5 separate regions of the Homo sapiens genome follow, and all the other regions are linked to region 4. The links are chromatin contacts, found by Hi-C or POLR2A ChIA-PET in ENCODE. All regions are on one chromosome and are shown on one strand. Each heading gives the region's core, a stretch centred on a gene start or an enhancer-like site at or near the end of the contact. The rest is flanking DNA. Distances are from core to core; before and after follow the strand shown. Region 1 holds the start of NDUFS3 (NADH:ubiquinone oxidoreductase core subunit S3). Region 2 holds the start of CELF1 (CUGBP Elav-like family member 1). Region 3 overlaps PHF21A (PHD finger protein 21A). Region 4 holds the start of AMBRA1 (autophagy and beclin 1 regulator 1). Region 5 holds the start of CRY2 (cryptochrome circadian regulator 2).

Evidence for each region. A loop is a pair of places that touch in the nucleus more often than their neighbours do. ChIA-PET counts read pairs that join two places held with the same protein, here RNA polymerase II (POLR2A). Pooled maps may share reads with other maps.
Region 1: a loop to region 4 is called in a pooled map, with 8 times the contacts of the local background. The contact joins the promoter of NDUFS3 here to the promoter of AMBRA1 in region 4. A Hi-C loop is called at or near these places in 5 of 50 pooled maps. POLR2A ChIA-PET finds 5 or more read pairs at or near these places in 2 of 52 experiments (A673 and WTC11).
Region 2: a pooled map shows a loop between it and region 4 (10-fold over the local background). The contact joins the promoter of CELF1 here to the promoter of AMBRA1 in region 4. A Hi-C loop is called at or near these places in 1 of 37 single-sample maps with no recorded cell type and 5 of 50 pooled maps. POLR2A ChIA-PET finds 5 or more read pairs at or near these places in 2 of 52 experiments (A673 and WTC11).
Region 3: a loop to region 4 is called in a pooled map, with 4 times the contacts of the local background. The contact joins the enhancer-like site here to the promoter of AMBRA1 in region 4. A Hi-C loop is called at or near these places in 1 of 37 single-sample maps with no recorded cell type and 2 of 50 pooled maps. POLR2A ChIA-PET finds 5 or more read pairs at or near these places in 1 of 52 experiments (OCI-LY7).
Region 5: a pooled map shows a loop between it and region 4 (7-fold over the local background). The contact joins the promoter of CRY2 here to the promoter of AMBRA1 in region 4. A Hi-C loop is called at or near these places in 1 of 37 single-sample maps with no recorded cell type and 6 of 50 pooled maps. POLR2A ChIA-PET finds 5 or more read pairs at or near these places in 1 of 52 experiments (activated B cell).

The regions. Positions count from the first base shown.
Region 1 is chr11:47,577,824-47,580,523 of GRCh38, forward strand. It overlaps NDUFS3 (NADH:ubiquinone oxidoreductase core subunit S3), which reads left to right and starts at 1,251. Exons shown (of 7, transcript NM_004551.3): 1 at 1,251-1,335; 2 at 1,446-1,511. The coding sequence starts at 1,269. It overlaps KBTBD4 (kelch repeat and BTB domain containing 4), which reads right to left and starts at 1,147. Exons shown (of 4, transcript NM_018095.6): 1 at 1,110-1,147; 2 at 1-205. The coding sequence starts at 1,128. RefSeq lists enhancers at 706-1,365, 1,058-1,297, 1,366-2,024.
Region 2 is chr11:47,551,732-47,554,431 of GRCh38, forward strand. CELF1 (CUGBP Elav-like family member 1) reads right to left here and starts at 1,401. Exons shown (of 15, transcript NM_001376376.1): 1 at 1,261-1,401. RefSeq lists enhancers at 1-288, 964-1,639 and silencers at 987-1,076, 1,147-1,676.
Region 3 is chr11:45,929,286-45,931,985 of GRCh38, forward strand. It overlaps PHF21A (PHD finger protein 21A), which reads right to left. Exons shown (of 19, transcript NM_001352027.3): 19 at 34-2,700. Among named protein-coding and RNA genes, the nearest start is that of LARGE2, 8.0 kb to the left of the region's middle. RefSeq lists enhancers at 673-862, 1,213-1,302. Within about 2 kb of position 1,311, at least 18 of the 41 ENCODE cell types and tissues checked have a DNase peak (open chromatin) inside an H3K27ac peak, as active enhancers do; they include OCI-LY7, where a contact is called at or near this core.
Region 4 is chr11:46,592,624-46,595,323 of GRCh38, forward strand. AMBRA1 (autophagy and beclin 1 regulator 1) reads right to left here and starts at 1,400. Exons shown (of 18, transcript NM_001387011.1): 1 at 1,205-1,400. RefSeq lists enhancers at 1,152-1,652, 1,155-1,584.
Region 5 is chr11:45,846,136-45,848,835 of GRCh38, forward strand. CRY2 (cryptochrome circadian regulator 2) reads left to right here and starts at 1,340. Exons shown (of 12, transcript NM_021117.5): 1 at 1,340-1,570. The coding sequence starts at 1,356. RefSeq lists enhancers at 791-900, 951-1,000, 1,361-1,600, 1,531-2,052 and a silencer at 2,001-2,110.

The sequences.
Region 1 (2,700 bases), core at 1-2,500, 990 kb after region 4:
TGGAGCTGAAACTCCCGGCCTTCCACCGAAATGGTGACATCAGCAAAGAGCTCCTCCTCTAGACACAGTTTCATGATGCCTTGAGCCACACGGCCTGAATGTGACCGATCTTTGAAAGTGTAGTTCACAAAGTAGTTCTCATCCATGGATGCTCCAGGCTCCTCTGGTGATTCCATGCTAGCCAACTTCTCTCTCTGCCAGCTGTCTGCAAAGCAACACCATCTTGAGTAACCTGAGGAATTCACAGCCATAGTCTGTGAATCCAACTGTCCAACTCAGGGAGGGAAAAGGAAGAAGTGAGAGCAAAGTGGGTCCAGATTGGCCTTAGTCCTGGCCCTGTCCATGATGTCCCTGACGCTATCCTTTAACCAAATCTGGGTTCGTTATCCCCAGTGGCGCCCCTCCGCTAATGATATAAATAAAAGTTCCAACTCTGGGTGTTTTCCTGAGAAAACACGGAATAATTCCTTTCCATAATGTTAACAAAAGACTTGGGATTTAGGTCAATATATGAAAGCAAAGGGCTGGGAGAGGCCTGTGATCGTAAAAGCCTTACTAACCAAATAACTGGGGCATAAAACTAGTGAAGCTCAGGGGCAGTAGAATCAGACAAAAAGGACCCCTGGCCCCGGCCTAGTGGCCAGGTCCTCTCCTTCCCAGCGCATGGAGTTAAGACGCTCCATATGAAGCCTAGCCTGGGATATCCGTGGGTCTTACATTTGCTCTCTTCTGAGCTGCTTCCCCCACACTTCCCCGCTCGCTCGAAAGACTCCCTATGGCTGCGTCCCAGAACTTGAGTCCATCCGCCCCCAGGCCGGGGCACTGGGAGGCCCATCACCCTGTGCAATGTCCCCGCTCCACCTTGAGTCGTCTTGGAAACGGTCGCCAGGGAAACCGTTCTTCCCGCTCAGGCCCGCCCGCCCTCGTCAAAAGCTTGGCTCAGAGAGCGGGGGAGGGGTGTGTAGCGTAGAACCCAAAACGCCCGCCCCCTCCCCTCCTCTCACCCGCCTGGTTCTTCAGCGTCCTCGCCTTCTCTCTAGGCTCTGCCACAAGGAGCTAGGACCACGCTCACCTCACGATTTCCCTACCTGCCTGTCTCGCTTTCTCACCTGCGTTCCCTCCTTTCATCCCGGAGCCCGGAACCTCCGCTTCCGGCTCCACGTCCGCCCGGAAGAAGATCTGCTGCACACTTCCGTTTCCGGTCCGTGCCCTTGGGGCTCCGTGTCCTGCTGTCTTTCCGTCCGCTGCCTAGTCTGCATCTGAGTAACATGGCGGCGGCGGCGGTAGCCAGGCTGTGGTGGCGCGGGATCTTGGGGGCCTCGGCGCTGACCAGGGGTGAGCACGGGCAGCCAGCTGAGACCGGGGTCAGGCGCAGCGGCGTGCCCAGTGCAGAGAGCTCCTCAGGGCTCATCCCGCGCGTCTGTGCCTTTTATCTCCCTGTGCAGGGACTGGGCGACCCTCCGTTCTGTTGCTGCCGGTGAGGCGGGAGAGCGCCGGGGCCGACACGCGCCGTGAGTATGTGCGGGCAGCGCTCTTCTCTGAACTATCGGCGGGGCCCCTTAGATGCCTGTCCTTGCCCTAGGATGCCCTTCCCTACGTCCTCCTGGCAAATCTTGGAGATCTGACTTGCAGTGGTCTTCACCCTGCATGCAGAATCGAGCCCTCCCTGTGCCCTTAGGCCTGTTATGGCCCTGATTGTTCCTTGTCCATTTCAATCATCCCCTTTTTGTCTGATTAAACTGTCAGCTCTTTGAAAGCAAGCAATATAACCTTTAGGCCTCAGAGCCCTGTAATAATAGTACCTAGCGTTAATTGAGTGCTTAATGTGTGCCTGGAACCTCGCTAAGCGTTTTAGTGAATGATCTTATTTCGTCCTCACAACAGCCTTATGGGGTAGATAGCATCTTACTCTTCTTACTATAGATCAGGAAACAGTCCAAAGAATTAAACTGCCCAGGGTCAAAGACCTAGTGAATGACAAAGTAGGCCTGCCTGCTGCCAGAGGCAGAAACACCTAACCATTATTCTGTAGCTTGTGATGTGTGATTGCTCAGTGGTTTAGGGTTGCATGAATGAGTATGTACATATTATGTTACAGTCAAGATACACGGACTGGGAGTTAGGAGACCTGGCATTTCTCCTTTCCTGGGTTTTCTCATTGACACACACACACACACACACACACACACACACACACACACACACACCTGGGCCTCAGTTTTCTCATTGACACACACACACACACACACTTTTAAGGAGAGAGAGAGTCTGTGAGGGATCTTCAAGCCCTGAAGTTCTTAGCTTGAGAACCTGGTATAAACTTGCGTGCTAAGGAGCTACAGAGAGGCAAAAGTTCAGTTCCCATCCTCAAACAGCTCTTAGTCTGACAGGAGAACTGAGACTACTGCTTTAGCAGAAATGCAGGCAATGTGAGGGAAGAACTGTGGAGTAATTTTGAGAAGAGGTGAACACCCCAGCTGCTATAGTAAGAGTCTTTCTGAGGACCGTGTAGTTAAGGTGGCACTTTCCCCAAGTTTTCATCACTGTATTCCCTAGAAGGGAAACCTTTCACATGCACCTTTCTCAAGGTGCTTCAGGGAGCCTTTCCTGGATTTGACATCCCTTACAAGCCTAAGAGACTGCATGCAGGGCTGGCTTTTGCCTTCTCCATTTCTTTTTTAAATATGCCTTTTCCTTCCA
Region 2 (2,700 bases), core at 151-2,650, 960 kb after region 4:
GGCGGGGGCGGTGGCTCACGCCTGTAATCCCCAGCACTCTGGGAGGTCGAGGCGGGTGGATCACCCGAGGTCAGGAGTTCGAGACCATCCAGCCTGATCAACATGGTGAAACCCCGTCTATACTAAAAATACGAAAATTAGCCAGGCCTGGTGGCACATGCCTGTAATCCCAGCTACTTGGGAGGCTGAGGCAGGAGAATTGCTTGAACCTGGGGAGGTTGCAGTGAGCCGAGATAGCGCCACTGCACTCCAGCCTAAGCAACAAGAGCGAAACTCCGTCTTAAAAAAAAAAAAAAAAAAGATGAAGTTCTTGTAAAAGATTCATTATTTGTAACCTCTTACACTGCACACATTATAAAGCATTTCATGCTCTTTAAAACTGTTATACAGCCTTTTTACTCGAAGGTAATAAACCTACAGCTCTCTCCTGGCGAGAAAGAGATTCCATTTTGCGGAAACAGATTCCAGTCAAAATCTTACCACATTCCCCTCAACTATGGGTATGAGCCTAAACCAATGAGAAGCTCCTTGGTGCATGTGTAATGGTCTCCAAGAATTACAACAACATCCTACCCGGAGGACCACAACCACGACACCACTGGCTTTAAAATCAAAGCCTGGTCCCTAGCGAAGAAAGCGCTTTAATGTGCTCCTCCCGCTCCCGGGTGCGAGATTCCTGCCCAGCTACTAGGCCACGACTGGGTGAGCACCTGATGTGGGGGGAGGGCGAGCCAAGGCCGTAGCGGATCTGGGGCGAGGAACGAGGGGCTCTCGAGGCTCGGGAAAAGCGCTGCCTTCTAGGGGCGCGGACCCTTCGGCACCCACAGGAGTGGACACTAAGAACACGTGAGACGACAGGGGCAGAGATGGGGTGTCCCGGGCAGGTAGCCTGGGTCCAGCACGGCAGCCAGAAAGACGAGGAAAACGGAGCTGGCCCTGGGCAGGGCACGAGGCCTCTGAGCCTAGAGAGTGAAGGTAAAGGGCGCGGGGAGAGGAAGCAAAGCCACGAGGAGGGCGGGTCTCCCTGGGCGCGGGGGCACGCGCTGGGCAAACGCGACAGGACCCGGGGAGCCGGGGACCCCGACATGCAGGAGGAGATCGCAGCCCTACCCCAGGACGCAGGGAACGAGAAAAGGCCGCGCCCGGAGGGCCCTGTGACCCGCGGCCTCCCTAACCGGACCCGCCCCGCGGCGCCTCCCTCTTGCCTTTTTTCCCCTCCCTCCCTCCCGCGGCCCGTTATCCTGCGGCCGCAGCACTCACCAGCGGCTGCACCTGAGCCTGCCGCTGCCTCAGTTGCTGCCTGCGCCTCCGCAGCCGCCGCCGCCGCCTCGCTGCTGAGGCCGAATCCCGGGGGAGCCTCCGCGTCCCGCCGCCGCTGCCGCTGCCGCCAGAGCAGAACACCCCAAAATGGCGGCACTTCCGGCACCTACCACCGGCGGGGAGGGCAGAGGAGGAGGGGGAGCGCGGCGAGGGGGAACGTATCACCGCGGCGCCGCCCGCAGCGCCGATGCGAGCGGAGCGCGGCGTAGGGGCGGGCCGAGCGCCGGGCGCTGCAGCGCCCCCTCGGGCTGGGAAGTGGAGGAGCAGCCGCACCTAAGCCCCTGGGGCCGCGGGCGGAGCCCTCAACCTAGGGAGCTGCAGGGGCGCATCTCTTTGTCTCCGATCCCTACTGGAGGGAAGAGCCAGGCCTGGGAATCTGAAGTTCTCGACTCCGCCCATCGCACCCACAGGAGCTCTAGATGACCCTGGTGGGCAAGGAGGCACCCCTACTGGGCACTGAATAGGAGCATAATAAGATATTTGTTGAATAAATGGATGAGTGAGTGACTGGTGCTTGGCCAGCGTTGGGCACATGGCACGCCCCTTTTTGCCCCAGCAGACAAGCAACAGCATCCAGGCCTTCCTTCTTTGCTGGGATGTGAATATGTGTGTTCCAAGTGCAGGGAGTGCTTTTTAGCAAGATAATCAGTGTGAACGCACAACCTGGCAACGATCGCTGCGACATAAGGAAGTTCACAAAGATTCTATTAAGAGACCGATTGCCCAGCCATAACCTGCTTTTACCGAAAAAAAAATATATATATATATTTTTTTTTCTTAACTCAGGTTAGGTCTCTAAAGACTTCCTCCTGAGTTACTCTGGAATCCCTGGGTCTAGATGGAACGCAAGCAGTACAATTTGTTGTTGTTGTTGTTGTTGTTTAAGCCAACATTTATTCCTAGGTTCCAGACCTTGTGAGGCAGTTAAATGCAGATTAAGAAAGAAAACTTTGTTCTGGAAGCTTTTGGCCCCATCAACATGCAAATAACTCATGGGATGGTTTCTCTCTAACATCATCTGGCTTCCCAGAGAATATAATTTTTATACCCACAAATACTGATTATATCCTACCTTACCACAAACAACAAGTGGGCTTCCAAGCAGAAGCCTCAAGGGTTTTCCTCTTTCGCCTTTGGGGGGGAAAAAAACTAACCAGAGTTTTTCTGGTACCATATAGTCCTTAAATTGTACATGATCATATTCCCTAATTGTACTGGGTAGTTTTATATACATTCATAATGCTGATATATGATCTTGTTCTTGTTAATAGTTTTATGTGTAGTTGACTGAAAACATCCTATATTTATAGACCATTATAGCTTACAGAATGTTGTCACAAATATTACCATATATTTGCTGCTATAGGTTGTAGAAATGTT
Region 3 (2,700 bases), core at 61-2,560, 660 kb before region 4:
CCCTCCCCTGCCCCAAACCCAACACCATGAGGCTGAGAGGCTTTATTTGGCTTTATTTAGTAAAATGTTAAAATAAATAAATACAAATTGATCAGCTGCTCTGTATCCCCCCCCACCCCCTCAAAACAAAAACCAAACAAACAAAAACAAAAACTTTGAAGCACAAAACTCCAAATACAAGTCTACCAAGACTGAAATCACAAAGGGCATGGACAAGAGACAGGGTTGGGGTCTGGCTGGCTCTTCTCTGCTAGGAGCTGGCTGACCTCTGGCCTGCCCGTCCCATCCCGCCTGACTGCAGCTCACCCTGGGCTGAGGACCCACGGACACCGGAGAGAGGTGAGGGTCCAAAGGCTGCTGGGGAAGGGGTAGGGGGGTGGGGTCCTCAGGGAGGAAGGGCCTTGTGGGAGGGGGCGCCAAGTGGAACTGGAGAGCCCTGCTTCCGTTTAGAGGAGGTATTTTTCAGAGTTCCTACCCCGGCTTTCTGGAGGGCAGCCCCAGCTTCCTGCCCCTCACTTTAGCAAGGGGCCAGAAGACTGCCCAGGGCTGCCCACTCCTGTCTTGGAGAGGAGCTGACTCAGAGGACAGTCTAAGTCAGGGTGAGGATGGGAGTCCTGCTTCCTGCCAGGGGTGCCCGGCAGAGGGACAGGGGCGAGGTTCACACAGAGCAAAGTTGCCTCCACTCAACAGAAGCCACGGGATCTGGAGAACCCAGGCCCTGGAAAATGCACCTGGGCCACCATCCATCTCATTACCCTAAGAGCCTTTTGCCCCTGGGTAAAAAGTCTCCTAAATTCAGCCCTTTAGATAAATAAGAAGGACCACGCCCTATAAGAGAATGAAGAGAGGAAACCACTGAAGAGTGTGTGTGAGCTGGGAGGTGACAGCCCAAGGGAGGCTCTGATGGCCCCAAGAGAGAAGTATCAGAGGTGGCTGGAGAGGCAGCCGTGCATGCGGAGACGGAAGCGTGCTGCAGACACGGTCACCCTCACGGAAACAGCTGTGTGTAACCACCTCCATGCACGCTGCCTGTTGGGCCTGAGCCAAGCAGCAGCAGGGACAGAGAGGCAGGTGTTGCAGGGAAACCAGGCACACGATGGTGCCAGCTGGAGGCTGCCAGGGCGGCCCCACCAGGGACTGCCCCTAACTGCCTCCCTATGTCAGGTACAACCAGCAGGCTTACCCCAAAGGGCCTGATAAGGAAGGAAGAAATCAAAACCCCAGAGGAGCTCAGCACAGGTGAGACAAGACCCAGCAGGCTCCATGAAAGAAAAAGGACCCACAGGCAGCAAGAATGCAGAGGTGGAGATGACAGCAACATGGCCTCACTGTTACCAGGATGCAGCGCCTGGACAGGAGCTGGCAGGGGACTCCCAGTCATCACTGCCACCAGGGCGCAGCGCCTGATCAGGAGCTGGCAGGGGACTCCCAGTCAGGGCCCAGTGGGCAGCCGCTCCAGCTCTCTGAAGTGACTACAAAGCCAGCTGGTCTCAAAAGTGGCTGTCAGAGCAGCTAAATTCTGGGCCGTGGGGAAAGAGCAGCGGAGGGAAGGAGGAGGAAGCAAGTGGAGGTGGCTGGGGTGGGGCAGTGTCACGAGCGTATGTCTCAGGTGGTCACAGGCCCCCCCCCCTCCCCGCCCAGGTCTGAGGGGACAGTGAAGGACAGGGAGATTGGGTGCCAGGGGCCTCTTCTTTACAGTAAAGCAGTGTTTTGGAATTTGAGTGCAGAATGTAGGTTTGGGGGCTGGGTTGCATCTCGTACTCCATACTAGCTGACTCCCAAAACAGCTCACATCTGAATGTCAGGAAGAATCCACAGCCCAGCTGCAGGCGAGGTCAGAATGTACCCGACACTGCTGAGGGCGGCAGGCAAAGCCCTGGTCAATTCCTAGCCCCGTCCTCCGACCCAAGACTCCTAAGGCAGCTCCTCTCTGAGCAAAGGCCTCTAGTGATGATGGTTTCCCAACTTCTTTCAGGAAAAGGTAAGTTAGGTGTTGTGTGGCAACCCCCAGATGGGCCCAGACAAGTTGAGGGGAAGAGCTCTAGACAGGGCAGACAGCCTGCTGCTGGTCTCTGATCCTCTGCCAACGATTCCTCCAACTAGTCCAGGCATCTCCAAGGCTCCCTGACTAGACACAGCACCTTGGTTTCTGAATGAGAAAAGGGAACTCTTTCCCCCTCAGCCAATCAAGCAGCCAGGGCCTAACTCTGAGGCCTGTTCAGCCTAACTTAATTCCTTCTTCTGAGGCCCCTGGGAAGATGAAAGGCGATGGCTGATAGAGATGAGACACATTTTACTCTAAGAAGTGTCTCTTCTCTGTTGCATTTGCTTTCAGATCTGTCTTTGTCTCTCTGGGCCTAATTGGGTGGGAGAGAAGCTGATAGGATCGTTTCTACCTCTCCTAGACTCTGGCCATTCCCAGGGCCTGGAGTGGGCTTGGGGGAGATGCTCCAGCAGGGCCAGGGTACAGAGCCTCCACCGCCCTCCCATCGGCCAGGGGCACGCAAGGGGCAAAGGTCTCCAGCGAGAGCACAAATCTGACACAATTTACTTCTGACAAGGCAAGATGAGAGAATGGTCTGAGTCTTTCACAACCCTGGTTTTCTCAAGGAGAGGCCACAACCGGCCAAGCCGAGGCAAGCGCAGCAATTCTAGCCCAGGGTCACCCAGGAGGCTTGTGGGTGGGTGGAGTGGAGTAAA
Region 4 (2,700 bases), core at 150-2,649:
GGCGCGCGCCGGTACTTCCAGCTACTCGGGAGTCTGAGGCAGGGGAATCGCTTGAACCCGGGAGGCAGAGGTTGCAGTGAGCCAAGATCGCGCCACTGCACTCCAGTTTGGGCGACAGAGCTAGCCTGTCTTAAAAAAAAAAAAGAAAAAAGAGAGACAGACTCCTTGGGTTTCCATTGGATACTCCCCAGAAAGCAGACCCTCACAGGACAAGCGTTTGCCTTCAAAGTCTTGACCATCCTCTACTAGACTCTAACCTCTAACCACAAACACCATAGTTATAAGATTTCCAAAGAGGCTGGGGAGAAGGAGGATAAATCAACCAGGAAACAATGTAGACAACAAGGTTATCAGGAAACAAAGTAGACAACAAGGTTATCAGGAAACAAAGTAGACAACAAGGTTATCAAGAAACAAAAAGAAACTGTCATTGCTACACTAGTTAAAATGATACAGACTTTGAAAAGCAAAACAGCCAAGAAACCACATGGTTCCTTTACTTCTGAAGCCTCTTGTGACAGGATCTATATTCCTAACAGTCTATATTCCTAGGAAAATTGGGATCACAGACGATCAAACAATAACTCACTGTTTTCATAACTTGACTGGTAAGTGGGGGGAAGGGAATTGGTAAACGACAAAAAGTGACTTACAGTGAATTTAATGATCTGTTGGGGATATGTGGGGAAGTCACGTCCCAGACATCAGCCTCAGTTTACCCACCCAGAAAAAGGCGAGAACATAACACTTCGCTCAGAAGAGCCAGAGGGCCTTGTTCCATAAGCCTCCACCTACTCAAAGGTCCCTTCAAAGGCTGGACTCAGTAGGGGTCCCCAGTGCAATTGAGGCATGACACCCGGAGACTTCGGGGTGGGGGGAAAAGGAGAAAGGAAGGAGGGTCAAAGTGCGCAAAGCTCTATCGGTTCCTGGAAAGCCATTTTCGCCACACACTGGGGGTGCCCTAGACCCAACATCTCCTCCCTAAAGAACCACACCGGGAAGCCCCAGCAACTCTCCCTCCTTTCGGCTTCTCCCTCGGTTCCGGGCTGCCCCTCCGGCCGCGCCCCTCAACGCAGTCCGGTAGCCCCTCCTCTGGCAGTGTCACGGCGGCCGGCCAGCCTGCCCACCCGCCGGCGCCAAGGTCTTCTCAACCCCGCGGCGGAAGGATGCCGGGCTGGGCCTCCCAGGCTCCTCCTGGGCCTACCTGCAAGGCAGACGGGAGCTCGGTTTGCAGTCCAGCGAACGGGCTGAGCCACAGGGAAAAAGAAAGAGGAGACAGGAATAAAGGAAGGGGTCCGTTCTACCGACCGGCAGGAGAAGGCGGCTTGAGCGCGGGGCCTCGCGGACAACTCAGCCCTCGACCCGGCGCCGCCGCCGCTCAGGAGACATCAAGCAAGAAGACGGCGCAAAAGATCACCGAATACAAGAACGCCCCAGACATCAAAGGAGGAACGCCCAAGCAATCGTTCAAGGAACCACAGCCGAGCGCCGAAAAACAGCTCAACTCCTACTCAAGGTCCGGCTCCTGTCTGAGGCGTAAATAAACAAACCCAGATCATAAGCCACGGGTTAAAAAAGAGCCTGCACTTCTGCCATTTTCTGTGGGTCGCCGGCTGTTAAAGTTCTTTAGAGAACTGGAGTTTCTCGTGAATGTGTTGAAGATCAAATCATAGCGCAATAACACTTGTTGTGTAACTATAGTCCCCCAACTGTTCTATGGACTCCCAACACTCTTTATCCCAATTGAGCAAATTAGTTAACCTCATTTGACCCTTAGTTTCCTAACAGAGCAGTGAGGGGAATTAAAAATCATAGAGACAGAAAACGAGAGAGAATTCAAGCTGAGGAACAAAATGAACAGTCTACGTAAAAGCTCCAGTTTAGTCCCCACAAAGCATGACCAAGAGAAGCTGGGAAAACCCAGAATTATGTAGCCTGACCTTAAGGCAGGGGGAAAAAAAGCACACGGATTGCTTTTCTCTTTTATTTTCTTCCAAAGGCCTAGAGCCACAGGTGTGCTTCTTACATAATAAGCAAAAGTCTCTTTGGGTTCAGAACCTGATAAAGTGTTGACATTTTCATCACCACAACAATGGCTTTTTTCTGTAGTCTCTTAGTTGATAAATGAATATGCTCAGCACAAATATGGATTAATATGTACATCCTAGATGTGATTCAATAAATCACAAAGATCACTGCAAGTATGGTTACCAATTGTGAGCAATCATAGTCTACCTTACCTGCTCCTAGGGAGGTTTACACCCTTCCCCACTACTCAGAGAGGAAGGGTGTAAAAAGGAAACAAGATAGTCCCAGTTTGTCGGGCGCAGCGGCTCACGTCCATAATTCCAGCACTTTAGGAGACGAGGCTGGTGGATTGCTTTGAGCCCTGGAGTTCAAGACCAGCCTGGGCAACATGGTGAGACTCCAGTCTCTATAAAAAAAAAATAAATAAATACAAAAAGTTAGCCGGGCCTGGTGGCTCCCGCCTGTAGGCCCAGCTACTCGGGAAGCTAAGATGAAAGGATATCCTGAGCCCGGGAGGTGGAGGCTGCGATGAGCCATGATCACACCATTGCACTCCAGCCTGATCTATGGAGCAAGACCCTATCTTAAATTTTTTTTTTTTTAAATGCCGGGCGCAGTGGCTCACGCCTGTAAGCCCAGGACTTTGGGAGGCCGAGGCAGGTGGATCACGAG
Region 5 (2,700 bases), core at 90-2,589, 750 kb before region 4:
GAAGGTGACATCTATACTGAACAATGATACAGAGCAAACTGGAGTTAGAAACAAAGATGGAAGAGGGAGTGTGATCTAGACTGCTGGAACAGCTCGTGAAAAGCCCTGGAAATGACAGAGAATGCCTAGGATTGCAGTGACACTGGTTTAGAGAGTGGTGCCAATTAATGCCACTAAATTGCAGACTAAATTACTAAATGCTTTCATCACTCTGTCCCAGGTCCAGGAAGGGTTCCAAGCATGGGCTCAACCTAGGGTCAAGTTGAAACAGACTGTTTTCCACCTGATAACCCCAAAGCTGCAGCTTGACTAAGCCGTCTTAGCCCAAGAGGGTTCCACCTGGCGTCCCAGAAGAATGGGGACAGTGTCCTCCACATCTCTGAACCCTACCCGGAATCCAGTACAGTGCTTTGCACACACTGGATCTACTAAACAGACTAAAAGAAAATAAATTCATCTGATGGCATAATTACTATCTCAATTCAAGTCCCCCACATTCCCAGTCCTTACTCCCAAATCCTCTACTGCTGCATATTAGGGCACTCCTTCCCCGTCCTTAGACTCTGCCACTTGGAATTACCAAGGATCTTCGCACAAAGAGAAGTATAGCTTCGTGGATAAAAGCAGAAATTTCGAAATCAGAATAATCTGGGTGAAATCCTCTTAGCAGCTTTATGATATTGAATAAGTCACTCAACCTGCGGCACCCTCCGTTTTCTTCATCTGTGAAACGAAAACAACAGCAGCTTTTTCACTGGGGTTCGCTAAATGAATGTAACTGGGCTGAGTTGAGAATAGTAAATGAGACCGTCTACGTAAGGAGATGATCATGTCTCTTGCCATATAAAGTGCACTTAATAAATGGCAGCTGTAGTAGAATGATGTAGATGGTGATGGTGACGATGTTGGTGATAATAGGAAGGTCAGCTGTCAGTCTTGCAAGTCACTGGCTGTAGTCACAGCAACCCCTACCAGCCCAGGCAGCTTCTTCTAGAAGCAGGCCCTGAACAGGACGTGGGTAAGAGATCCGCTGTCCCTTGAGACTTGGCCTACTCCCGGCACTCCGCGGACAGCCCCAGCCTGCGGACAGCCCCAGCCTGCGTCACTTGTCCGCATGCCAGCTCCACCCGGGCGGACCCACACATGGTAGGAACGTGAGGGGGCGGGCCTGTTCCGGCGCCTCTGGGCCAATCGCCAGGTGGAAGGCACTCAGCCAATGGCAGAGGGGCTCTGGGGCCCTGTGGGCGGGGACTAAGGGTGGAGTTGCGGCGTCATAGGTCACTGGGCGGGCTATGGGCGGGGTCCACGTCGCCTACCGGGGCGGAGCGGGGGTGGCTGGAGCAGTCTGGACAGTCATGGCGGCGACTGTGGCGACGGCGGCAGCTGTGGCCCCGGCGCCAGCGCCCGGCACGGACAGCGCCTCTTCGGTGCACTGGTTCCGCAAAGGGCTGCGACTCCACGACAACCCGGCGTTGCTGGCGGCCGTGCGCGGGGCGCGCTGCGTGCGCTGCGTTTACATTCTCGACCCGTGGTTCGCGGCCTCCTCCTCAGTCGGGATCAACCGATGGAGGTGAGGGGACCCGGGGCTGGGTGGCGGGGACGCAGCCAGGACCCTGACCCTGGGGTGACCGGCGAACAGCACGATCCCCCCAACCCCGCCACGGCTGGAAGGCCAGAGGGGAGAAGCCGAGACCGGGGAAGTAATTCGTCATGGTCCTAACGCGCCGGTGGGCCAGGGTTCAGCCTCTGACAAAGCGCGTTCGCACTGTTACCCCTTTGAGCCTCACAACTGCCTGTGGAACGGAGATCATGATCCCCGTTGTACAGATGAGACCCTTGAGCCCTGGAGACCCAAAGTCGACCTGCCCAAGGACTTGTAGCCAGTGAGTGGCAGAACAGGGGCTCCTGGTCTAGGGCTCTTACGGTCTACTCAGGGAGGGGCGGAAGGGAGATAACGTAGTGTGAGGGCGGGACGGGTTTTTGCTCGCATTCTTCAAGAGCCCGTTGCTGGGCTCGGGGAGATCACTCCGAAGCCTCTGGCTCGTTTGAATCCGCCCTACCACCCATCCTGGCTACCCTGCACCCAGACCGTCCTGCCTCTAGGGGTGTCAAGTGACCCTGGCTTAGCATTAAATAAGGTCTTCTCCCCTATATTATAAATAAAGAAGCCAAAGGCGTCTTCAGGTGGAGTCGCTTTATGTTCAAAGCTCCAGAGAATCCAGGGGATTCTCCAAAATGTTTTAAGCCCTGCTCTGGAGCTTTGACCTCGATAGAAAAATTTAAAAGAATCCAAAGTGTCACCCCGTCATCCTCTTGTCATGATTTTAGAGGACAGTAGAGCCATTAGAGATGAGACTTTTATGAACTGTTGTGGTAAGGTTAGGGAGCAGGAAAGCCATGATATCAAGGGCCCCTCTGATGACCCCCCAGGAGATGGAGTCGACATGATCATGGAAAAAGATGAACAGGTCGTTAGTGTATTTTCACTGTAAACAGTATTCAAACTAAAGAGTTTTGAGACATAATGTACCCATCGCTCTTCAGAACACCTAGTGGCAGTCGCTCGGTTTGTTTGCATTGTTCTGGGGAATGTTTGCTTGTGGCCTTGTTGCATCGATGGACAGGGTTATTTCCAGGATACCGTGGCTCTCGGCACACCATTCTTTTCTCTCCAAGGTGTGTGCCCTGCTAAGAGAGTGA